Linked DNA regions of Homo sapiens: regions 1, 2 and 3 are each linked to region 4. The links are chromatin contacts, found by Hi-C or POLR2A ChIA-PET in ENCODE. All regions are on one chromosome and are shown on one strand. Each heading gives the region's core, a stretch centred on a gene start or an enhancer-like site at or near the end of the contact. The rest is flanking DNA. Distances are from core to core; before and after follow the strand shown. Region 1 has its middle 85 kb from the start of LINC01765. Region 2 has its middle 40 kb from the start of LINC01765. Region 3 overlaps NGF (nerve growth factor). Region 4 has its middle 32 kb from the start of NGF-AS1.

What was found. A loop is a pair of places that touch in the nucleus more often than their neighbours do. ChIA-PET counts read pairs that join two places held with the same protein, here RNA polymerase II (POLR2A). Pooled maps may share reads with other maps.
Region 1: a loop to region 4 is called in a map of heart left ventricle, with 8 times the contacts of the local background. The contact joins two enhancer-like sites. A Hi-C loop is called at or near these places in 8 of 168 maps with a recorded cell type or tissue (IMR-90, Right ventricle myocardium superior, cardiac septum and 3 more) and 4 of 50 pooled maps. POLR2A ChIA-PET finds 5 or more read pairs at or near these places in 2 of 52 experiments (AG04449 and IMR-90).
Region 2: a loop to region 4 is called in a pooled map, with 3 times the contacts of the local background. The contact joins two enhancer-like sites. A Hi-C loop is called at or near these places in 7 of 168 maps with a recorded cell type or tissue (Right ventricle myocardium superior, heart left ventricle, heart right ventricle and 3 more) and 3 of 50 pooled maps. POLR2A ChIA-PET finds 5 or more read pairs at or near these places in 1 of 52 experiments (CD8-positive, alpha-beta memory T cell).
Region 3: a loop to region 4 is called in a pooled map, with 2.0 times the contacts of the local background. The contact joins two enhancer-like sites. A Hi-C loop is called at or near these places in 1 of 168 maps with a recorded cell type or tissue (heart right ventricle) and 3 of 50 pooled maps. POLR2A ChIA-PET finds 5 or more read pairs at or near these places in 2 of 52 experiments (H1 and HEK293).

The regions. Positions count from the first base shown.
Region 1 is chr1:115,181,281-115,187,447 of GRCh38, reverse strand. No RefSeq gene overlaps it. Among named protein-coding and RNA genes, the nearest start is that of LINC01765, 85 kb to the right of the region's middle. Within about 2 kb of position 2,872, at least 11 of the 41 ENCODE cell types and tissues checked have a DNase peak (open chromatin) inside an H3K27ac peak, as active enhancers do.
Region 2 is chr1:115,136,264-115,142,550 of GRCh38, reverse strand. No RefSeq gene overlaps it. Among named protein-coding and RNA genes, the nearest start is that of LINC01765, 40 kb to the right of the region's middle. Within about 2 kb of position 3,455, at least 2 of the 41 ENCODE cell types and tissues checked have a DNase peak (open chromatin) inside an H3K27ac peak, as active enhancers do.
Region 3 is chr1:115,327,908-115,334,359 of GRCh38, reverse strand. The region is part of intron 1 of NGF (nerve growth factor); the gene reads left to right. The region is part of intron 1 of NGF-AS1 (NGF antisense RNA 1); the gene reads right to left. Among named protein-coding and RNA genes, the nearest start is that of NGF, 7.1 kb to the left of the region's middle. Within about 2 kb of position 3,664, at least 6 of the 41 ENCODE cell types and tissues checked have a DNase peak (open chromatin) inside an H3K27ac peak, as active enhancers do.
Region 4 is chr1:115,247,614-115,254,184 of GRCh38, reverse strand. No RefSeq gene overlaps it. Among named protein-coding and RNA genes, the nearest start is that of NGF-AS1, 32 kb to the left of the region's middle. Within about 2 kb of position 2,209, at least 2 of the 41 ENCODE cell types and tissues checked have a DNase peak (open chromatin) inside an H3K27ac peak, as active enhancers do.

The DNA of each region.
Region 1 (6,167 bases), core at 1,623-4,122, 67 kb after region 4:
CAGGAGAAGGTGGTGGCCCAGAGAGGTGGTGGTGGTCAAGGCAGAGAGCAGAGGCATTTGGGAGATATTTTAGAGATAGAATCCACAGGTGCTCATACCTTTGTTTCTACCACCGTTGGGAAACAGTTTTTATAGGCGGCCACAGAGTTTAGAGCTCAAGCAGATGACTTGATGAAATGATTTGCCAAGCAACAATCCAAAAGAAGAGGGCAGGAAACGTTACGCACCCCCACCCAGAAGGAAGACAGACAGACACAAAGGGATGCTTCGTCTTCCTGGAAGCAATGGTCCCCAGGCTGCCCTCCAGGTACACACAACTCTGAAGGACAGATGCAAGAGAGAGCCAAGTTCTCAAAGGCACTTTTGAATGAGCTTGAATTTAGGGCAGTGATCCAAACAAGAACAATACACGTTCTGTGGAAAGCAGAGCATGATCCCCACTGGGCACTTGAAGGCAGCCATGGTAACTGAGAGCGTCCTGGCATATGGGCTCACTGGGGAGACCCCAAGTAGCTCCCAGACCTAGGGAGTAGAGATGGCCTTCTGCAGAGGGCAACAGAAGGGAAGAGCTCACAGAGGCTCAGAGAGGGAGAGGGAAACACAAGTCAGAGAGTCCACGTTTGCAGCTGCGGAATCATAGCCAAGGACAACGTCTGTTAGAATTGGCATAAAATTGCCATTGGTCTTGAAATTCTTAGTATTATATTTCAATTTAATAGATTTTTTCCTTTTAAATAAAACCAGTAGTGTTCTAATCAGTTATTTTGCTAGCTTCCTAATCTTACTCCTTCATTTATTTATTTAGTACCTGGTTATTGGCACAACATTCTAGACCAGGGCTTCTCAAACTTCAACATGCACATGGATCACCTGGCTCTCTGGTTAAAATGCAGATTCTGGTTCAGTAGCTGTGGGGTGGGGCCTGATATTTTGCATTTTTAATTAGTTATCCGGTGATGCTGATGGTCATTGACCCCCACTTCAAGTAGGGAGGCTTTAGTCCAATTAGACATTCCTTTCACCTGACCTTTGGTCCACTTCTCACTCCACTTTGAAGTTAAAATAAAATGTGTTCCTTCATTATTTGAGTACCTACTAGATACAAGGCAATGGATTAAGTGTTGGGCAAGAAGAGAGATAATACAAATGCATATGATACCATGTTGCCTTTAAGGAATGACCATCTAGTTGGAGGTGGAGAGAGAGATGGGTACTAATATGAAGTCTGAGGCTTACACTCTGCCAGGCCTCTCATTGCAGTAGAATTACAGTTTATGCATTGCCCCACTTAATCTTCACTATCATCCTGAAATAAGAGTGGCTCTATCTTACAGAGAAGGAAAGCCAGACAAGGAAAATTTCACTAGACTTCTCAAGCTCACACGGCCACTGAAAAGTTGGATTTTGGTTCAAATTTGAGTCTGTCTGGCTCTAAAGCTCAAACTCTCTTCATCAAGCCATACTGAGGACATAGACAAATGTAAATGCCCCCAAGCTTTGCATTTTATGTGATATGTGCAAAATGAGAAGTACAAACAGCTTGCTGGAGGCAGTCGGGGTAGGGGGGTGGGAGGTGACCCCACTGTAGACTCAGTGGGGAACTACAGTATAGTTGTATATTATAGTTATATACTATATACTATATTTGTATACTATAGCTATATACTATAGTATATAGCATATATACTATATATAGTATATGGAACTATAGTATATTTACTAAATTTGACTGGTTTACCAGAAAACAGCAGCAGTGAAGACATCATGTTGAAAATGTATTTTTTCAACATTGCAGAAAAGAGACAGGTTTTCTTGTTTGTTCATAAATTCTCCTTTTATGGACTCAGTTCCACAGTCCAGGAAGCCACTTGCCCAGCCAAGAGATGTTGGCGTCTCTGGCTCAGGGCTCCAGAGCCAGACAAAATGCTAACAGGCATTTTGTCTGCAAACACCCAGAGTAAGCGCTGCCCATCCTAGGAGCAATCTTCGGTTACATGTCTACCTTAAGCCAAGCAGAGAGCAGAGCACAGCCTGGAAACCCAGGATGTGAGAGCATTCATTACCCTGCATTATTTGGCCAAAAACCTACACGGGCATGTGCACACACCCCTCACAGAGAGGTTCTCTTCCCCTGTCACCATGGCTTTTCAGAGCCCCTGCCTCTCAGCATCGCCCTCCCACATTAGCCACACAGCTGGCTCCCTCACGGTCCGCCAGCTACTCCCTGGATTGTCCACTAACTAGGAGCCCATGTGGCAGTGTGTCTGGGATTCAGAAATGACTCCACTTTTTCTGCCACTGAGTCATTGTTATTGGGACAGAGATGGGAAGACCAAACCTATGAAAGTGAAACTAGTCTCTGTCTGAGGGCCACTCCTTACACTGCCATACTGGGAGAAGCAGGGCGGGAGGTCCACCTCAGGCTCCAGTGTGCCTGGATGGTGGCGAAATGTTCCATTTCATATTTAGAACAGAAAGGCAGTCTGTCATTAAGCACTGAAATACCTGGAAATCAGGCCCTCCCCAAAACCTAAGAGAAGGCTTTAGTCACACTCTCCTTTCCTCAGCACTGACGTGTGCTTTCTATTTCCTGCACAGCACACAGTAAACTGAAGCATGCTAATTAGAAAAAAGGACCCCGTCAACATTTCCAGGCAGGTGTCACTTCCCAAAAGCATAGAGCAGCTTCATCTCCATACCTGTCACTACTCCTAATCTCATTCACCTCCAGAAACCCCTCCAGGCCACAAAAGCAAAGGGCAGTTTGTGAGTAGGTGTTTCTCCTTTGGCCCCAAGAATGGGGACTCACAGAGCTATTTTTGTGCAGTCACACACATGCCCAGCAGCCAATGGTACATTTTGTCATTAAGTAGATATGAGAGGGAACTGAAGGCACCAGTATTTCTTTTGCCAAGCATTGTGGAGAGGGTTTCTGGAACCGCTGAAATTCCATTTCTCTCTTCCAGCTGCTGACTATAGGGGCAGCACTCAGTGTCCAAGGATGACACTTTAATACAAATTGAACCTCTGCCATAATGAAACGAGCTGGGTTTTAGGGGTGATTTGTTTAAAAGCCACATCATAAATCAGCTGTCAGTTTTTCTTTCTTCCAAGTCTGGCAGGCTCACCTTTACACTGAATTAATCGCATCTGAAACTTGACCTTCCAGCCCTGAAGCCTGCTGGAAACAACATGTGCTCTACAACTTTCAGTCGAAGCAGCAAGAACTTAAATTGTTCCACATTTTTAATAAATGGGCCTGGAATCCACGGGGCGACTCCCATTGACCTAGTTGCTCAACATATTGATCAAATGAAAAGGATAGAGTCATGTTTGCAATGACCAGATTTAGAAGATCATTTACTGACACTGGCAGGACCAAGCATGGACAAAACTGATTCATGATCTTAAGCACAATGAGAGTGAGTCCCAGCCTGAAGAAAAGCCCAGAAACATTACATTCATTGCCAATAACAGCTTGACTGGGTAGGGGGTGGGGAGTGGGGATAAGTGGAAGTGAAGAGAGGAAGGAGGGAAGGCATGCAGGAGCACCCGCCAGGGAGGGGAAGTTAGCTGAAGCCTTCTCAAAGGAGCCGGGGCTCTGGGACTCCTTCCAGCTTCTTGCTCCTCTGATGCTAAAAAGCGAAATTTGATTGCTCGGGAAAAAGTAACTTCGGAGCTGGTTGTCACAGGGCCTAGGAGTTCATGCTGTAAGTTGGCCCTAATAAGAAGCCCCCGGCACTGTGCTAACCACTGGACTTAATGATAACACAGATAAGGGCCTTGCAATCTTGGGGGAAGAAAACATGAAAATCGATTTTGGTTTTTAATATGATGAATGGCTGCTACAGGCCTGTACTAGATTCAGGGATACAATAGGGAGAAAGATACACAGCCCCTTCCCCACAAGATACTTACAGTCGAGCTGGGGAGATGGATATAAAACACAAAGCGTGATGGGGTTTGTGGGAAGGCTTCACGGGAGCCCATAAGAAGACCCCAGGCTTGGGAGCACAGGGACTTCTTACCAGGAGAAGGATGTTTAACTGGTTTTTTTGAGGATGGGCAGCAGTTCACCACATGGGGCTGCGGGGCCAAGGAAATTGGGGTCAGAGGAGGGCGCCAGTGTCACACACAGAGGGACTAGGTATGAAAGCTCAGAGGGAAGGGAAGGCCTAGTGCACCTGTGAAACTAAGAGGACACAGTAAGACTGGGGCATAGAATTCGGCAGCTGAGGGGGTCAGAGATAAAGCTGGACAGCCAGCAGAGCCACCTGGACCACACATGGCAGGAATTTAAATAGAGGGGTGCACAGATGAGGGAGTGATGGAACTTACTGAGGGTGGCTGGAAAACGCTTTGACCAAAATAAAAGCCTCTTAAAGGATGATTAGGGACTTACCAGAAGAAGCGAGGCCATTCCAGGCAGAGGAAACAATATATGCAAAGGTATTTTGGCACTTTGAAAATTAACCCTATTCTCTCTCCTATCCCGAGTAGGGTCCAAGATGAGCAACACACCCTCTACCAGACTCTCCTCTGTAAAGTCATATCAAGGCTCAAGATTGTGAAGCTTCAACCTCCAAAAAGAGTGGAGGGAACCAAGAATAAGCAACGCTTGCTACATAGACCAGGGACCCTCCTGCTAAGGAAGGCCTGCGTTCCAAAACCAGAAACATAACCCAGCCAATTGGAAAAACTTTGGAGGAACCAGGAAAATTATCACCTCCTAGGGGAGGTTCCTGTAAGCATCTATTGCTTATCGTTAATAATGTAGAAATACCCTCAAAACAAGGATTTCAGAAATTATGCCAACTCAGTAAGCAACACCTACCATATGCCAGGCCCTGAACGGTAAGTGCTCCACAAGCACCATCCCATCAATCCTCTAGTCACCCCCATGACACGTAAGTGTTCCCATTACTTTCCGGATGAGTAAGCTGAAGTTAAATACCATGCCCAATGTCTCAGATGGTTGGTAAATGGCAGCTGGGGGAAGGACCAGGACTCTGTGAGCCACACTTCCCCACACTGTGCCCTGCTGTTCCCCTAGGTGATAACCACTCTCCCTGATGCCGCTGAGGAAAATAACATGGACAACAGCAAGAGAAAAATTATTTTTTATTAAACAATTTTTTATTTAAAAAATATTTTTTAATAATTATTTTTAAAAATAATTATTTAAATATATTTTTAAATAATTATTTTTTAAAAATATTTAAATAATAAATTTAAATATAATTTAATTATTTAATTTAAATTAAATTATTTAAATACATTATATTTAAATAATTGTTTTAAAATATCTATCTAAATATATTATTTTTAAAAATATTTTTTATCTTAAAAAATTTTTATTTAAAACAATTATTTTTTGTTATTTATTATTTATGGTACACAAATACGTGTGTACCAAAGCGATGACTGTGAGGTTTACCTGAAGTTAAAGTCTTTACCCTTCTCGGGCAACAACTGGCAGCCAAATCTCCTCAGCTTCCTAAAGATAAAGCTATCTTTTCCAGGAGGCATCCAGACCATCTTACGTGGGAGGCCCCTTCATATACCTTTTCTTGAGTGATCCCCAATGTTCCCATATTACAGGTAGGGAAGTCAAGATTTGGAGCTAAGTATCTTTTCCAAGGTCTCACTACTATTAAAGCGGTGGAGCCAGGACTCAACCTAGGAGCTATCTGACTTTAGGAACTAAATCTTTCCATAACATCACACCTCATCACAGCATAGTCCAAAGGGAATCAAGCATGTTCACAGGAGGAGACACTTTGAAGCCAGTGGAAGAAAGCTAAGGACTCATTTTGCAAGGCCTCTCACAAAGAAAAAATGTACTTTACAAGAATGCTGACATATCTATTCTGCCAAATACAGGTTCTTGTGGGGTGGAGGGGAACTAACTGACAGTTATCAATGCCAAAAGAGAGAGAAAGGCCATCTGCAGATGAATACAATGCTTGCTCTGCCCGCCAAACTTACAGTTAAACTTTCCACTCTTAGATGCCATTGTTAGAAAGTAATTCTTACGCTGCGGATTCTTCATAAGACTACACAAATAAAGGACGGGGGAGGATGGGTCCCAAGGGCCTAGAATGGAATAATGAGATAGGTTACTTGGAGAGGAGGGCCAGAGGATGGGGAAGGAGTAGCCCATCTGT
Region 2 (6,287 bases), core at 2,206-4,705, 110 kb after region 4:
AAAGTATTCAGGGAAAATTAACTTCCTCAGTTCAGTATAATACAGAGGAATTACAAAGGAGCAATGAGCCCAGAGTCCCCACCTTCACTTTGCTTTAGAGAAAAGAAATGCATAGAAAGTTTTCCAGCTCTAACATGTTTCTACTGAGAACACCAGCATCGGCCACTTCATGATTTTTAAAATAAGAAAATCATGGACTCAGTTAGAGCCCCAAGGACCTCACAATAGACCCATATGAAGGGATTTGAGGTGAGACTTTTAATTGATACATTCATTAATTTAGTCATTCAACAAACATTTTGTGGACATCTAGTATGTGCCAGGTACCATGCTAGGCACTGGAGCTACAACCAGGAAGCAGATAGAAATGATGCCTTTCTTCAAGGAGCCTGCAGACTCATGGAGCAGGAAGCTAATAAACCTGCCATATTGGGTGCTTTACAAACACGGAGGATACATGATTTGTTTTGCCCAGAGGAGTCACTGAGCTAAGGGACTGCTTCAGATGAGCGGTGACATTTGCCCTGGACCTTAAAGAGGAAGTAGGAGTTCTTCAGGAAGAGTAGAATCAGGAGATTTTTAAAGTGAGGCATAGAGATGTCCCCAGGCATACTATGTGCTGGGGACCTAATGGGGAAGAAAGACAGTTGTGCCCAGATTGCCAAAGCCTTATCAGCCATTCTCCAGAGCTAGAACATTGTCCTATGGGTATCAGAGAATTTCAGAAAACAGAATGACATCATAAAGAAAGCACTGGATCAAGAGCCAACAATCCATGGGATCTGCCAATCCCTAGCTATGTAGCCTTGGGCAAGGAACTGTCCCTCTTGGGGCCTCAATTTCCAACTCTGTCAAATGAGATAATTGAGCTAAATGACTTTTTTTATTATTCCACAAGAATAAAGTGAAACAATTTGGGGATAGAAGCTTGGTTTAGAAACAGATTGTGAAGCTCTCTGCTTGGGAAGTTTCCCCATGCCCCTGAGCCCTTATCTGGACCATGCACAACCATAAATGTGCGTTTACATGTGTACACACTCATTCACACCCCTCCAATCCATCCTCTATTTGCTCGCCACAAAGGGGTAGGATTAAAATGCTTCAGGAATCCAAAACCTCTGTAGGATAAAGCTGACACTCCTTAGCATGGAAGACAAAGCCCTTCACAGCTCTGCAGTCTCATGTCATACAACTTCATAACTAGACCTTCAGGATCCAGCCAGACCACCCCTCCCTGGCCTCAACTCCCCTAATACATTATTTGGCCTCACATATCTGCTCCTAAGCCCATGGTGCTTTGTCTGCCTGGAATGCCTTTTCCATAGCCTTGCTCTTGGTAAGCCTCATTGGTAGACCACATTTACTCTTTCAAACTTGCTCAAGAACAGCCTCTGCAGCAAAGCTGTCCTCCCCTCCCATGTCCCCCTCCTTATGCATATTTCTATCTATGCTGGGACACTGGATTGTAATCACTGGTTTCCATGGCTCTCTCTTCCACAGATGATGAATGCCTCAAGAATAAGAGCTATGTCTCAGTGACACTTGTATCCCCAGCTCCTAGGGCTGGAGACATAGAATGCCTAGACTTCTATGTAGCTGGCCATGGAATGTCCCCAGCAGATGTAAAACTAACCACTTGCATTTTTATTTAACTGTTCTGATTGTGTGCCCCAAACTACAGGATGATCTCTCAATGTTTTGGTGGGAACTGGAAACTTCTAGAGCTAAATTAGCTGCCAGAAAAGAACTGTTCACCGTAGGCTGGAGACCCATTGTCTCCTTCTGTGTTCCCAGCTTTTCATAAATGCCACTTCAGACTGTGGGATAGGCAGGTAGGAAGGTGGGCCACTCAAACTTGTCCAGCAATGTCTTGTTTTCATGAAGTCATAGAACCTCAGAATTGAAAGGGATCCTAGAAGCCATCACAGCCTTCCACCCAGGGCAGAACACCCCTACATTCCTTACAGGTGCTCATCCAAACTCAGTAGGTCTCAACTCATCCTGGTGAGGAAGCCTGGCCTGCTCTTGACTGGTTATTAGAAAAATGCTTCCTCATTTAACCGAGGTAATCCCAGCATTCCATGTATTCCTGTCTCAATAAAATCTCATTCAAATAAGAGTCTAACAACCTAGAGTAGGTGAAAATGCAATTCAAAACATGCTGGGAGTTCTCAAAAATTACTAAAAAACAATCATCCTCTTACAATCCTTTTTCCTCATATTTCTCTTTGGATCTCCTACTCGGTGTAGAGGCTCCCAAAACTCTCCCTCTTCTGACTATTCCCAACCAAGCCCGCAAGCAGGCTGCAGCCTTTCTCCACGAGGCCCCCACCCCCATCCTGCACAACTAATGATGGTGGATACTCTCAGCCTCTCTTGCTTTTTAATTTTCTGTTGTTTCCTGTCTTACCCCACTCCCCAGATTCTGCTCTACAAAAGGGATCCCAGGAGCTTCTTGAATATTGACAACACTTATTTTTTTAATTCTTTATAACATGTTGATGGAAATAGAAGCATCTGCATGTCAGGAAGCTGTCATACTTCTCTAACGTCTTTTCTTCTCCAGTCTACACCATCCCCATTTCTTCAACTGACCCTCCAATGGCACAGCTCCCAGAGCCCCAGCACTCCGATGTGCCATTCCTTTTGATATCACCCTTGAGTAATTCCCACAGTATTTAAAAAGAGATGCACAATTATTGTGGATAATAGTAATTATCCACAATAATTCAAGTGTGGTTTCACAACACATAAGACTGTGGAACTCCATGAAAAAGAAGCTTTATGAATGAAGCTGAATAATGCATTACTTTTACCACATTTTCTTAAAAAATAAAAATAAAAAGTACAACTCTGTTCAAAACTGGACACTAACTTCCCGAGGGCCCACCACACTCCCATAGGTAGGCATGTTGTGAGTGGAACGCCGATGGACGCGGGCCCTTGGCACGACAGGCGGGGCCGAGCACTCCTAGGAAGGCCACTGTGTGGGGTGGCTTGAGGGGCTCTAGGGAAACCCCATCCTTCCCATCAAAAATATCCCCACCACCAGGACACATCACTGTCCCATGTCACTCAAAGGCATTAAAAGCAATTGGTAAGTCGCAACTAACCCAACAGGAGGAAGACACCCTCAGGAATGGGCATTAATTAGGGTCTTAGCTGAAGTTATTTCAGATATTATTGGCTACCGCTAAAGGAAGTAGGGAAAGTTCTGAATGTGCCATAGGTGAAGGTTGTGTACCTCCAGGGGGAGCATGAGGTGAGGTGAGGTGAGGGGAAGGCAATGAGAGAAACAAAGGGTCCATGTGAAGAGAATGATGGCGCCTGGTAAGGAGACTGGCCTGAGCCGTAAGTGCGTCTGTGCTGCTTGGCTCAAGCTGCCAGCAACGGGAGCGTAACTGGTTTCACAAGGCTCCCAAGTGGAGCCACACTGCTCGCGGCCTCCAGTGAAGCACACGACCAGAGTGCCCTCTAGCGGGGGGAACGAGCGCTCACCACCCCTCAGGTCCAGGTATTAATAGATCAGCATGGACTTGAATTTTCCGTTACCCTGCTTCAGTCATTTGGTCAACAAGCATTGGTTGAATTCCCACTATGTGCTAACACTATGATAAACACCAGGGGAACATGTGAGTAGGCATGATCACCACTCCCAAGAAGTTTATGGCCAGACTGAGGGGGTAGGACGAGTCGGGGAGGCGTGGGTGCCAAGGATGCAGGCTTGCAAAGGCAGAAGGGGTGGATGGGCCAGGAAGGTCTTCCCAAGAGAGCAGACCCTCATGCTGAGGAGATGTTTGCTGGACAGACAAGTGGGGGATGGGCATTAGCACAAATTGGAGATGTTCTGTCCCCACCTGGAGAAAGAGAAGGTGGGGGTCATGGCCAGAAAGGAAGCTGGAGAGGGGCGGATAGGGGGAGATCATGGAGAGCTTGGCCTTCATTATAAAGATGACAGGAAGCCACAGAGGCATCAATCAATTTTGCAGATTTATAAAAGGATCACTCTGGTAAAGGGAGCAGCAGCTGAACTGCAGGGAAGCAAAACAGATGCCAAGTTTAAAAACGAGGGCCAAAATTAGGATCAAGATGAGGGAACCGCAAAGGGGAACAGATGCGAAGGAAAGAAGGTCAGCAGGACTTGGTGCAGATTGGGTGTGGAGGATAAAGGAAATAGAGGGGTCTCCACTGTTAGTGGAGAGGGGACTCGACTAACTCTCAGCTCCAGCTTGGGAGGCTAGCTTGATGGTGATGTCATTCGTCAAGCCAGGAGTAAAGGAGAAGGAGCAGGTTAAGAAGAGAGATGGTGAGTTCAATTCTGAACATGCAGAATTGGATGTGCCTGCCAGGGACACCAAGAGGAAATTCTGGGAGGTAACTGGTAATTGACTGTTTAGTCTGAAGCACTGGGAACTGATCTGGGAGTTGGCAGTGACCTATGGCATTGGAAGGGAAAAGCTCTCTCAAGGTAAGCACTCAACATGAAGAGAGAAAAGAGCTGAGGACAAACCCTAAGGGAAAGCTAATGCTTAAGAGGCAGTCAGAGAAACAGCAGCCCCGTGGAGACTACGGAGATTGAGGTGGAAAGAGAACAAGAAAAGAGCTGAAGCCAGAAAAGAGGGAGCTGCAAGAAGAAGGGTGTGACCAACTTCATGAAATGGCTACCAAGACAATGTCTTGTAATGAGTTGAAGAGTCAGTGGGCATGAGAGAGGGAGTTTGGTCTTGCCGGCATTCAGCTTTGTGATCTCTTCAATTTGGATTCTTAAAATGTCAGTTTTGTTTCACTCTACCGCTCTGTGTTCAGGACACTCAGGTAACTATTTCTTAGGGGATGCAAATCCTTGCTTTGGTAATACCTGTCACAAGACTATGAGAAGGATTCAATAGGATCATTTACATAGAGCACCTAGAAAATTGCCCAGCACATAGTAGGCACTCAAAGCTTCCTCCCCCACTGAAATAACATACTTAGGAAAGTAAATTTAATAGAATACAGATGCACATTAGATTAGCTGGTCTCTAGGCTGACCAGGTCATGGCTTCCACCACTGAACCAGGTAACCAAGAATGGTGTCAGGTCAGTACATAAACTCCACCAAGTGGGCACTGTGATCCGGTGGCTCATATGTTTGCTGGGGATCAGAAATTGGATCCTGATATTTAGATTCCTTACTAACCTTAATGACTCATTACAACAATACTGTAAAGATGGATACCATTATTCCCTATTTACAGGTGAGGACACTGGACTTACAGAGGTTCTATAACTAGCTCATTGTCACACATTCTGTCTTGCAAAATGGGGTCCCTTTTTAAACTGTGTCATCTTCAGGATGTCCCTTTGGAAGATTTAGGATGAGAGGGAATGTACAGGTGTGCTCGCAGGCACACACACAGACACACACACACACACACACACACACACACATTGTACTGAATGGTAGCCACTCTGAGCCAAAGCCCAGTTTGTTCTCAGCCCTGCAGCTAGCTCATTATCTCATCCTTACTAAGCTTCTCTCATTGCTCAGTGCCTCAGTTTCTCTATTTGGAAAATGAGACAGAATAGTCCTGTGCTTCCCCACTTCCTTCTAGGGAGTGGCCCTGATGAGATCATGTCTGGGTTGCAGGATCCATGGAAATAGGTGAAGCCAGGATGTGACACTGAGCTGTTTGGCTTGGACAGGGGGAAGGCCCATCCTCTGTCTCACTTTGAGTGGATGTGCACATTCAGAAGCCCCAGACCAATGTTACAATGCCTAATGATCAATTATTCACTTCTGGGGCCTAGAACAAATAGGAACCTGGGGGTTTTAACAGTTTTACACAATGAGAAGCAAGTAAATAAAAGCTATTTAATGATAAACCTTCAAACCCAAAGGTGCTAGGCCAAGTTTAACTAAAATGGCATAAGGTCTGTAAGTTGTTATATGGATTTGGGGACCTGGTTTCTTTACCCTGCCCACATTCTTAGCTTTATCCCTCCCTCTGATTTTAAACTAGCCCCATTTCCAAGTGCCGAATCCAAACAAAGAAGCTGAGGACAACTTTATTGGATACAGTGTAAAGAAATCTCAACAGGGCTCCTCCAAAACATCTCACACCTGAAGGTTATCAGTCTTACATTGTCTTCATCACCCCCAGCAGGTCTCCCTTACCTCTTTCCCACCCTTCTTATCTGTCCCTTGCCCTCCGCTTCCCTATGTCTATACACACATACACACACACCCCTCTAGCCATTCCAACTGTCAAGAGGGGCAAACCACCCTGAAGGTATCTTGCCCCACA
Region 3 (6,452 bases), core at 2,415-4,914, 79 kb before region 4:
GACTGCATGCCTGTGGAGTCTGCAGCACTGGGAGGAAATCCTTCCCTCCTTTGCTAAGTGGATCACACTCTGGCATCAGGAGGTTCCTTCCCTGAAGCAGAAGCCCCCAACACTGACCGCACTTAATACAACATGAGTGCACATTGACATCGAATTAATACAACTGTGCCCAAGCTGTGAAAATAAATGAGAATTGATAACGTGACATTTCCTTGAAAAAAAGTAGGCTAGCAACACTACACTCGAGGGATGGTGCTTGTGGCACTGGGTTTATTCTCAAGTAGAATAGCTCATTATTCTCACCTCTGCTTCAAGGTCTCATTGGGGGACAGAAAATAGAACTATTTGTTTATTTATAGTACCTAGGGTTAAAATGAATAATGTCTTCAGAGGGTAGGAGGGTATTATAGGAACACATGCTTTCTACTCATGCCCAACTCATTACAAGTAGGAGTGAAAAGGAACTGCAGAGCTTGGCGCTGATTTCAAATGAGGGAAAAAAAAGAAAGAAAAGAAAAGAAAGAGAGAGAGAAGAGAGAAAGAAAGAAAAAGAGAAAGAAAGAAAGAAAAGAAAGGAAGGAATGAAGAAAGAGAGAGAGGGGGGAGGGAGGAAGGAAGAAAGAAAGAAAGAAGGAAAGAAAGAAAAGAAAGAAAGAAAGAAAGAAAGAAAGAAAGAAAGAAAGAAAGAAAGAAAGAAAGAAAGAGAAAGAAAGAAAGTCTTAAGGAGCTCCCTCCCCAAATGAGGTTGATCTGATGATGAAATCTGTCAGGTGGAACTAGCAACAATGCTTTTGAATTGCCTAAGACTGTAGCCAACGCATTCACGTGCGGGAAGTCTTTTTTTTTTTTTTTTTTTTTTTAGTAGTACTATTAGTCAGAGTCAGACAGTCAGGATTTCCCTGAAAATCCACCACTGGGCTAAGCAGATTGAGATGTTTTGGCACTTTTGGCACCGCCTGTGGTGGCTTCTGCAGGTGGAGAGCCCTGCGAATGAAAGAAGCTGGCTATGAAATCAGTGGGAATGAACCACCCAAGTTTCACACAGAAGCCCTTCCACATTGGGCAATTTCAATCCACTACTACAGGAACAGTTTCCCAATAACCACGAAGTATTTGTTGTCAGTACAGATGGGCTGATTTTCCCATTTCCTTTGGCTGCTCCTTCAGTAGTCAGAGTTGGTGGTATAGGTCACCTCCCCTCTGTGTGCAGTTGCTAAGTGAGCCCAGGGAGGATGGTCTCAAGAGCTCAGCCCTTGCCCAGGTTAGGGGGTGGGGGAGACTGTCCTGACTTCAGTTCTTCATCATTACAGATGGATTACAACCCTCATTAGTAATGGAGTGACTTGCATGTCTCACTTGCTCAGTCTAGTGAAATGCCAACCCATTTTTGGATCTGAGCAGACCTGGCTGAGAGGTCAACGATTGAGGTACTGCCTCATCACTATGGATATGTATTGAACCCCCATTGTGTATGAGTGATGCCAAGTGGGACAGGCTCCCTTTGGATTATGGAGAACACTTTCAGAAAAAGAAGTCACACTGTTTCTAGCTGCCTGAGAGGTGCTGGACTAGATAAGCAGGGGGAAGGACGGGGTACTCCAGGAAAGTGGAGACATAGGAGGGCCTCTCCTGTCCCTAAGTTTTCTCATCTGTAAGACAAAGATATTAGTAGTAGCTATGCTGTCATCTGGCTGTTGTGCACATTAAGTGGGAAGGCATAGGCAAAACAGCAGCACAGGCCTGGCATGAGGGGGGCACCAACGAACATGAGCTTCCTCCCCTCACGTTCTCCCTTGGAAGGGCTGATCTGAGGGGAGCCCCCACTTCATAGTTGTTTTTTTTTAATTTCAGGTAGGATAACATCTTTTTTGTATGTTTTTAATGTATCTGTGCATATATAGCTTTTCTGTTTTGGGAGGAGAAATCTTTTTGGTTGCATTGAAGACTTCTCTAGGAATTTACTCACTGATATTTTGACCTTCTGTAGTTAACATTCTCATTTTGATAGAATTTTAACCAAACATTTCATCTTGCGATTTATCTTCGCCTTGTAATGTCTGGGTAAGAGAAGACTCACGGAGGTTCTCCTGTAATTTTCTTTCAGAGGCAAACTTCTCCTCAGACTCTTATTTCAGAAATGTTATGCAATGCTCTCTAAATAAGGCATTTCTTGAGAATGACCATGTTTGCTTGCAGCTTTAAGAATGTTTTGCTTCCTTACTCCACGTAACAACTCCTCTGTGTCTTTAGGATTTTAAATGTCTTAGGAATTCTTCAAGTTTACAAGAAAAGAAAGAGAAAGTGAATTTTGCTATGGCAGTGGGGCATTTCTGCTCTCCCAGACCAAGAGCCAAGGGTTAAGCAGCTGTTGCTGAATTACATAGAACCTGTGGTTAAAGGGGAAGATTGTCCTCGCCCCACAGGGGAGGGGGCCCACCATGTATGAGGCTACTGGATAGATTTTCTTCTCTCAATTAGCATCCTTATTAATATGCTACCTGGGACACTGGGCACTCTGGGGACTCAAAATAAATATAAATCATGATCCTGCCCCAAGGAGCTTGCTCAGGAGTCATAACTAAAAGGCTTAGTGGCTCATGAGAGAATATAAATGAGCTGAGGCCAGAGATTGCTGGGGCTGTGAAAAACTAGAGAGGCTATGCCTCATTGTTAAGGGACAGGCCAACCATTGCTGTAAAGGATTATAGGTCCAATACAGATCTCTTCAAGAACTTTTCAAGAAAAGCCAAAACTTTGAGACTGAAAAGCCAAAACTCTGAAATTTCTTCACTTTCCACACATGGGTACAGACCAAACAAAATTTGTCTGCAGGCTTTTTAATCTTCTTATGTGAATTAACACATGGAGCAATTGCAAGCAGTATCAAAACTGGAACTAGTGGAAGTACTAATTCTGTGAATATATGACCTCCAAGAGGGACAGGTCTGGATGTCAAGAAGGCTTTCAGGGAGGCTCCTCGGAGGGCAGTGAGGGGCTGTCCCATAGGCAGGTAGGATTTTACAGGAGTCCTGGCACACAGATAGAACTGGATTTAGGTCCAAGTTCACTTCTCATTAGCTCTGTGAGCACATTACTTAACCCCTGTAAGCCTCAGTTTCTTCATCTGTAAAAGGGAATCATGATGCCAACTGATTTTTGAGGGCAATTGTGAAGGGGAAAGGAGAGAGTGCTGGAAAGTTCTTACCTCAGAGTCTGGAATATAGCCAATGCCCAGTAAGCTGAGGCCCCTTCCCGATGTGGACCCCCTCATTGACATTGCAGACAATTGCTTTTCAAGGATTTTGAATTGCTTTTTCTGCCCCAGGAAAAGCACAGGAGGTCTGGGTTATTTTTCTCCTCTGCTGCCCTCTTCTTGCTTCTCCCCGAGGCCTGTGGCTGCTTGCCCAGTTGCCCTTTGTCAGAATCCCACCCTTTAAAAGCCTGACCTGGGCCACAGCAGAAATCACAACCCTACTCAGTAAGGAGAAGTACTCCAGGAGGCTGTATAGACACGCACGGCAAATATTTAAGGAATTCTTAGGAATAAAAAAAATTCGTAAATCTGGATTTTTGCATGAGGCCATCACAGGAACATGTTTTCTCAATTAGCGTGCACATTGCTTGGAGTGAAGTCACCGAGTCCACAGCCCATCAGGGCTGACTCGAGCTGAGCCACCTGATCAGACTTCACTTTCCATGACCTAAATGTGATTCAACCAACCTGCCACTGCCCCTAGCTGCTGAAACAAAATCATCCCTGAAATCCCAAACCAGGGTGGAGATGTACATGCTCCTCTGAAAAGCAATCTAATTTCAGATCCTGGTTGTATTCACCCCAAATTGAGAAAGACAGCACTACTCTGGAGGGTGGATTGATAGAGTCACCACAACACCTTGCATGTTTCTTTTCTTTTACCATTTATTGTTAGATGGCGACTGTGTGTAGCCTTTCAGAACAGATGACTTCTTTAGGTTCTGAAAACAGAGAAAATAGTTTCTTTTGCTAAAGCATACATCAATTGCCTAAAATATTAGCAGTCAGTGCCTGAGATGAGTGATTATATATTCTGGATGGTTTCCTGGACTGACTCTTTTCCAAGCAAATGGCTTTGTCAGATATTTGTAATTTCTGAAATATTTTATTAATGATGTCCTCTTGCCAGAGGGATGGTCCAGAGTACACAATTAGCTGCATGCCTCAGAAGCGAGATGCTGCCCAGCATCCACTAAGATCAAGCAGGAGTTCAAGGACACTTCTAATCAACTGCCATAGAGCAGAGAACAGAAAATGTTTTTACAAGTTGAAGGCCGGGTGTGTGGCCCATGCCTGTAATCCCAGCACTTAGGGGGCTGAGGCGGGAGGATCACTTGAGGACAGGAGTTTAAGGCCATCCTGAGCAACAAAGTGAGACCCCATCTGTACAAAAATAAAAATAAAAAAATTAGCCAGGCATGGTGACATACACCTGTAAGTCCTAGCTACTAAGCAGATTAAGGTGGGAGAATCACTTGAGCCCAGAAGGTTGAGGCTGCAGTGAGCCATGATCATGCCACTGCACTCTAGCCTGGGCAAGATAAGTGAGACCCTGCCTCCAAAAAAAAAAAAAAAAAAAAAGAAAGAAAGAAAAAAGAAAACAAAATACAGGTTGTGAAATCAACTTAGTGTGCAACTCTCATTAGGGAAAAAAATGAAAGAGCATAGAGTAACATTTTCAAAAATTAATATGCATTGGATATAGCAAGGGAAAATTTTTATGAAACTTTTGTTTTAGTTGTACTGTATGTATGTACATATACATATATATGCAAACTGGCTCATGATGGAAAATGCATTTTTTTTACTATAAGTCATAGTCAAAAAAAGTGTGAAAGCCACTGGCATAGACAACAGCATGATTTCGAACAGCGGATGGCTCTGAAGCCAGGCAAGCTTGGGGTTAAGTCCCAACTCTGTGATTTGCAGTTGTGTGATCTTGGGTAACTTTTGTTCTCTAAGCAACAATGTCCTCATCTGTAAGGTGAGACTAGTTTCTCTCTTGTATAGCTGTTGTGTAGATTAAGTGACAAAGTGTATGAAGTACATCTGTGAAGTACATACATAGATGTATGAAGTACATACTATGAAGTTCTGTGCCTGCCACCAAGGACACCCTCAGTAAGTGAGAGCTGCTGTCATCATCTGCCTTCCCCTTGCCCATTCCTCCTCCTTCTCTTCTTCCTCTCCTTCTCTTCTTCTTCCTCCTCCTCTTCTTTTCCCTTCTCCCTTCCTCTTTCTACTTCCTTCTCCTCTTCTTTTCCTCTTCTACCTCTTCCTCTTCCCTCTTTCTTATCTTCATTGTAACTACTCAACCTCATCAGAACTATTGACAATGTTTTTATCCCTAAGGTTTGCTTTTTCTCTGGCAAACACAGCAAAGAAGCAACAATAATCGTATCCTGTCTTTGGCCCCACCTTCTGCACTGTCTTTCTCCCATTTCATGCTTGCAAAGCCATCTTTCTTTGATTCTCTTCCCCAAGCATGACCATAACAGTAATTGTCCAAGGGGCACAAGACATCCTCCTCCCTGTCACTGGGCACTGACATTGGGTAGCATGGCCTTTCATGGCCTTGCCACTGGGGTAAACGCTTTGGTCCTAGTGTGGGTTCAGTGACTTTGGCAGGAGCTTCTGATCCCACAAAATCATATCCTTCCCCTTCAGTATATTTTTATAAGAACAACAGGGCTAAGATACCATTAAAATGTTGATATTGTCAAAATTCTAAAGAAGTTTCTGCCCAGAGCAGAGAGTCTAACATTTTCTCCTGAGCGAGGCTCCAGGCTGCCACAATGCAGAGGGTTTCAATTTCTCCCCTGGTATAAACAGTTTAAAGGCTCTTAATGTGAATGCTGGAGCTGACACCTTCAGGTAAACCCTGATCCTAACTCCAGCCCTCAACCCAATGGGCAATCTATCACTGACCTCAGACCTTTGGTTCCCAGTGGAGGGCACATGAAAGAGTGACCCACACCAAGATTCTACCTTAGGGCCACAAAGGTGACATGTCCCAATTTTCTTGAGAGCCTGGCTAATGTAGCCTCTGAGGACAGATCAGTGATGACAAACTGCCTACCTCTTAGTTCTCATGGAAGCTTAGCCTGCCCCCATTCTGTATTCACCCTTGTTCCCCCAGGGCTCATTCCAACTCTCTCCCTAGTAAAATGCCCTCCCACTGGGCCCCATTTTCACCGCTAGTACTCAGAGAGGATTATTAGTGACATCTCCTCTCAAATGCTGAATTCCTGTCCAGACCAAAGATTTAATGCTGCTTTTTAGGCAGCTAAGATATCTCTATTTGAGGTTGCAAGGTAGTGGGACAGAAGGCGAGAAAAGAGACCTGCTTCTAGGGATAATGTTCATCTTTTTAAGTGTATCCTCTTCTCTCCACCGCTTATTCCACTATTGCCTGTAA
Region 4 (6,571 bases), core at 960-3,459:
TTTATTGTTCACAGTTCTGGAGGAAGTTCAAGATCAAGGTGCCAGCAGATCTGGTGTCTGGGAAGGACCTGTTCCTCATAGATGGTGACTTCTATGTGTCCTTACATGGCAGAAAGGGCAAACAGTGTCCCTCACTTTCATAATGGTATTAATCCTATTCATGGGGCTCTGCCTTTATCACTTAATCACCACCTAAAAGCCTTACCTATTAATACTATCACATTAGAAATTAAGTTCCAACATATGAATTTTGAGGGAACAACAACATTTAGGTCATAGCAATCAGTGTATTTGAAAGTCCATGTAAGCCTTTCCCCTTATCCCTGACCCTGAAATAACTGAAATTGCTGTTAATTATGCTCTTGCTTTCCATTATATGTTTACCATAATTAATATATCCCCCAAAATAAGTTTGTTTGCCTTTTTAGATTTATATAAATTGAATCATACTACATGTATTCTTTCATAATTTTTTATCAATATGAGGTTCACCTCTATTAGTGTGTATAATTGTCATTCACTCATTTTTACTTTTGTGTAATATTTCATTACATAAGTGTACTATGATTTATTTACCCATTCTAGTGTTGATGGACTGGCATTATTTCCATTTTTGCTGTTGCAAACAATGCTGCAATCATAGTCTTGTTCATGTTTCCTGGGGCACCTGTGCAAGTTCTCTAGGAAAGATACTTTGGTGTAGAATTCCTATATCACAGGACATTCACGTCTTCAACAATACCAAGGAATGCCAAATGGTTTTCCCACATGCTTAAGGCAATTTATACTCCAGCCAGCAGTGTAGGAATATTTTTTTTGTTCCACATTCTCCAAATACTTAGTATTGTAAGATTTGTTAGTTTTTGAAAATATAGAAGATATAAGTGCTACCCAATTGTGATATTACTTATGTAGTTGAACATCTTTTCACATTTATTAACCAGTCCTATTTCTTCTCTGCGAAAGGCTTGTTCATATGTTTGGCCCATGTTTCTTTTTCTTATTAATTCACAGAGTTTTGTTCTATAATAGATATTAATTATTTATTAGTTAATATGTTGCAACTATTTTCTAACAATTTGGGGCTTATCTCTTTTCTTTATGGTGTCTTTTGAAAGAAAGAAGTTTTTGATTATGATGCAGTCAAATTTATAATCTAATTTTATAAGGATTTCCTCATATGAATATTGTTTAAGGCATTCTTTCCCACTCCCAAAATTAAAAGCTATTTTCTATATTTTTCATTAAACATTTTGTAGTTTTCCTTTTTCAGTGGAATCCTTACACTTATTTAGAATGTGTGTCTGTGGCAGGGATCCAGTTTTTCCCCCACATAGACGAGCAGTTGTCTTAATGTCATCTGTTAAATGGTTAGTCTTTTCCCAGCTTATCGTCAATGCCAGCTCTTCCTGTAATGGCTTTCATCAGTTATGTATGCGTCTGTCTTTGGGCTCTATTCTGTTCCATTGGGCTTTCTTCCTATCTCTGCACTCAAACCACACTTTTAATTATGATAGCTTGAAATAAGACTTGATTTGGTAGAGCAAGTCTTCCTATCTAACATTTTTCTCTGGGAGTATATTGTGTACTGCATTTTGATCATCCATATAAACTTTAAAAATAGTCAAATTCTTCACAATCTTACTTCAGAATTTTATTAGAATTATATTGAACCTGTGGATTGATTTGGGGAAAATTAATAACTTTTACAATGGTCAGTCTTCCTGTCTGTGACCATGATATGTCTGTATTTATTTAGGTTGTCTTTAATATCTTTCAGTAAATTTTTATACCTCTCTCCATAAAAATCTTGCATATGTTTTTTAAAATCTATTCCTAGGGGCCAGCCTTTTTGAGGGGGAGTGATATTACAAATTCTTTTTTGACTAGGAGGTAGGAAATCCTTCCCTACTCCAAATATTCTCTTCCACGTGGAGGGAGCTTCACCCCTGAAACAATCCTGGTTGTCTCTGCCCCTCACTCACTCTGGCCCTGGGGGAGAAGAAGCAACATAATCTGATTAATGATTTGAAGGGATAAACTTGGCTTTCATGCCCAGGCATTTCCTCTTTCCTTCCTCTTAGGAGCTGCTCTGTCTATGAGAATATGTGGTCTTGATTACTCTAAGCCATGCAGAAAACCTAACAGAAACAACCCCTCCTTTACAGGAGATGCAGAAACACCAGCATCTGGTGTTCATATGCTGCTGGTGACTCACTGGATAAGGCTGTCTGGTTCTGGAATTCAGGATTATGAATCTCTCTTTTGCATAAATATTAGCGACATTCTCCAAAATCAATGTTTTTGGTAATAAAAGTATTTCAGCCTCTATCTACCTGTTCTTTTTTTTTCAGTTTTATTTAGGTAAGATTGATAAATAAAAATTCTATATATTTATGGTATAAAATGTGACATTTTAGTATATGTATACATTGTCAAATGATTACTACAATCAAGCTAATTAACATATCCATCACATCACGTGGTTACCATTGTGTGTGTGTCTGTGTGTGTATGTGTGAGTGGTAAGAACACTTAAGATGTATTCTTTTAGCAAATTTCATGTACATGACACATTATTAGTAACTATACTCACCACGTTTCCTGCATTAGGTCTCCAGTACTTATTTAACTTATAACTGAAGGTTTGTATCCTTTAATGAATACCTCCTCTTTTCCCCCACCCTACAGCTCCTGGTAACCACCATTCTACTCTCTGTCACTATGAGCTCAAATTATTTTTAGTTTCCACATGTTAAGTGAGGTCATGCAGTATTTGTCTTTCTGTGTCTGGCTTATTTCACTTAGCATAATGTCCTCAAGCTTCATCCATGTTGTTACAAACAGTACAATATCTTTTTTTTTTTTTTTTTTTTTTTGAGACAGAGTCTTGCTCTGTCTTCAGGCTGGAGTACAGTGGCACGATCTCAGCTCAGTGCAACCTCCACCTCCCAGGTTCAAATGATTCTCCTGCCTCAGCCTCCTGAGTAGCTGGGACTACAGGCACGTGCCACCGCACCTGGCTAATTTTTGTATTTTTAGTAGAGACAGGGTTTCACCATGTTGGCCAGGATGGTCTTGATCTCTTGACCTCTTGGCCGAGGGTGATCCACCCGCCTCGGCCTCCCAAAATGCTGGGATTACAGGCGTGAGCCACCACGCCCAGCCAACAATATATTTTTTTCAAGGCTGAAGTGTGTGTGTGTGTGTGTGTGTGTGTGTGTGATTTTCTTTATCCAGTCATCTATTGATGGACACTTAGGTTGTTTCCATATGTTGGCTGTTGTGAATAATGCTGCAAAGAACATGAAAGGGCAGATATATCTTCAAGATACTGATTTATTTCCTTTGGATAGATACCCAGAAGTGGGATTGCTGGATTATAAGGTAGTTCTATATTTAATTTTTCGAGGAATGTTACTGTTCTCATAATGGCTGTATCAATTTACATTCTCACTAACGGTATACAAGGGTTCACTTTTTTCCACATTCTCACCAACACATACTATCTTTTGACTTTTAACAATAGCCATCCTAACAGGTGTGACATGATATCTCACTGTGGCTTACATTTGGTTTCCCAGATAATTAGTGATATTGAGTTTATATACCTGTTGGCCATTTGTATGTTTTCTTTAAAAAAAAGTCTATTCAAGTCCTTTGTCCATTTTTAATCGGGTTATTTGTTTAGTTTTTCTGTATCTCTATGTTTTGTCTGGTTCAGAACTCAGGCTGGGAAAATAGATGCTATTAATTGGAATCCCTCAAACTCAATATAAATGTAAAATACTGCCATTATATAGACACACCATAGACTTTTCTATTTATATATAGACATTTGTATTTATACATTGATATCTGACAAACATGAATCTCTAAATTTTAGTTATTTATTTGCAGATTATTTTAGTTTTTTGTATTGAAAACCATATCTATAAACTACATTTTTATTTTTTTCATTTTTTTCCTATTCAAATCTTATAAATTTCATTTATAATTCTTGTTTTATTTGCTAGGTATATCATCTAGAAGAATGTTAAATAGAAGTGTGATAGTAGGCATTCTTATAAGACTTGCTTAGAAAACAGTCTGGGCATGGTGTTTTCTCTTTAGGAAGCTCTTTCAATACTTAATTCCTTAAAATGTTCATACAAACATTCATATTTTCTAATTTTTCTTGGATTAAGTTTGAAAACATTTTATAATGTTGAGTCCAGGAATTTTTCCCTTTCACCTATGTTTTCCAATTTTATTGGTATAAAGTTTTTCATTATACCCTCTTGTCTTTTAAATATTTCCTGTTTCTATAGATATGTTATGATCTATATATGACATACCTCCTTCTTTTCTTCATCAATCTTATAATTGATTTTATAATTTTTATCAGTGTCTCCACTCGGGCTTCATTGATCTTTTATCTTAGTTTTTTAATGCATTAATTTCTGTTCCTATCTTCTTGATTTCCCTTATTCTACTTTATTTGACTTGGTTTTGTTTTTTTCTAACTTAATTTACTAATTATGACCTAACTTCTCTTCTAATGTAAACATTTGAGACTATAAATTTTCCTCTGGGTACAGCTTTAACCATACTTCAAAAGTTGCTATTTTATTGTTATTACTTTTTAAAAATGTTTAGCCATTTTACTATAAAATGAAAAACATATACATAAAACGGCATAAACAAATGTATAGACTAGTGAAATATTTTAGTCAACATTCCTGAACCATCACTATGGTAGAAAAAGAAAATAGAATTTTGCCAGCCACCCAGGAGCCCTCCATTTGTCTTGGCCCAATCTCAACCCCCTATTCCTACAAAAGTAACCATATCCTGATTTTTACGGTAATCACATAAGAATGTTTTTTAATGGCTTTTTCTCTCACCTAAGTATGCATCATTAGATACTATAGCATTCTGTCATGTCCATTTAAAAAATATTGTTAGTTAGGTCTTTAACATTTCTTTTACTCTACAGTTTTTCATCCATTTCTTTCTTTTTTCTTTTAATTTAGCTGTTGAAACCCAAGACTTTTGACTCCCAGAGTTTCCTACAGTCTGGATTTTGCTTATGGCATGCCCATAGTGGAGTTCAACACATTCCTCTGTTCCCTGGATTTTTTAAAAAATGGCAGCTGCATCTAGAGGCTCAATCAGATTTAGGCTTGATCTCTTTCACAATACTACAGGTGGTGTAACGTTTATTCATCAGGAGGCATACAATGCCTGGTTGTCTCTCTTCTTGTGATATTGTTGCTTATTGTCCAGATCCAATAATTAATTAGCAGTTGGATTATGGTGATATTTCTAATTTTATAATTTTGTTTTTATTTGTTAGCTGGGAGAACTTTATAAAGAAATTCTTCCCTCATTTTGCTACTTTGTTACTCAATAATTCAGTTCATTTAGGAAGGCAGAATAAATGCTTATTATTTCCTCTTACTAATTTTAAGATAACAAATTGATTTTCTATCATCACCCAATTAGTTCTTAAAATATCATTATAAACACAAGAATGTAAATATATTTCAATTTTCTTATTCTTATTGATTCTTTATCCCTTCTTTGGCCAAAAGGAGTCTCTTCAAGTTGGTTCCTTAGTCCTTTCGTTATGATTTTAATAGTCTTTGTTACTTTCTTTGCTATTTTGCATGACAAAATATTCTAGTCTAATCTAATACATTCCTTTGCCAAATGTTGAATCAGTCATTTCTCCAAAAAGCCCTGGTATCTTTTCGAAGGAAATGATAATTCAATATTACATTCTAGGTTCTAGCAATGTTCATTGATACTGGCCTAGTCTTTCTCTAGGCCTTTCAGTAGATATACATATATAAAAATTGTTTTTATCCTCAAGGACATGAAGGGTAATAGAATTAAAATATCCATTACTATTCATTTGCTTTAATCCACATTTCACACATATCTGTCTGAGCATAATACTACTACTGCCACCACCAATCATGATTGTAAAATATATTTGCATATGCTATTCCTATTCTAGCCCAATTTTTATGCTAATAGTAAGCATACATTGTCAAATGTATGCCATTACATATTGTGTAGCCACAGAGATGAGTTGCCAAATTCTCCTTCACAGAGGGACTTTCTGCCCAGTTTCAAGAAGTTGGAGCAGTAGAGAGCCTACACTTGGAAGCTACTTCAGAGTCTACAAAAAGATACTTTCCTGAGATACTTTCCTGAGATACTGCAAAGAGATACTTTCCTGAGATTATGCTCTTCTTATTGCAGTCTTCATCTAGTGATTAAGAGAGGAGGGGGTATAAAGACCTGGCCTTTTTGGGCTAATGGCAGACACTCTGATAGTCAATACTTGCTCCAGACTTCTTGCCAAGTTGGCTAAGACTTTGTTGGGTTTGTGTGATAACCCAACAATCCTGCTTTCTCTCCCTTTCCTTCATAGGTGTTGATTCCCTAATAAACATCTTAAGCCCCAAATTCCGTCTCAATGTCTGCATCTAAAGAATCCAAACTACAACAGTTAGTACCAGAAATGGTGTGAGAAAACAGGCAATAAAATGATATTTTGAAGCTGGATTACTCAATGCTT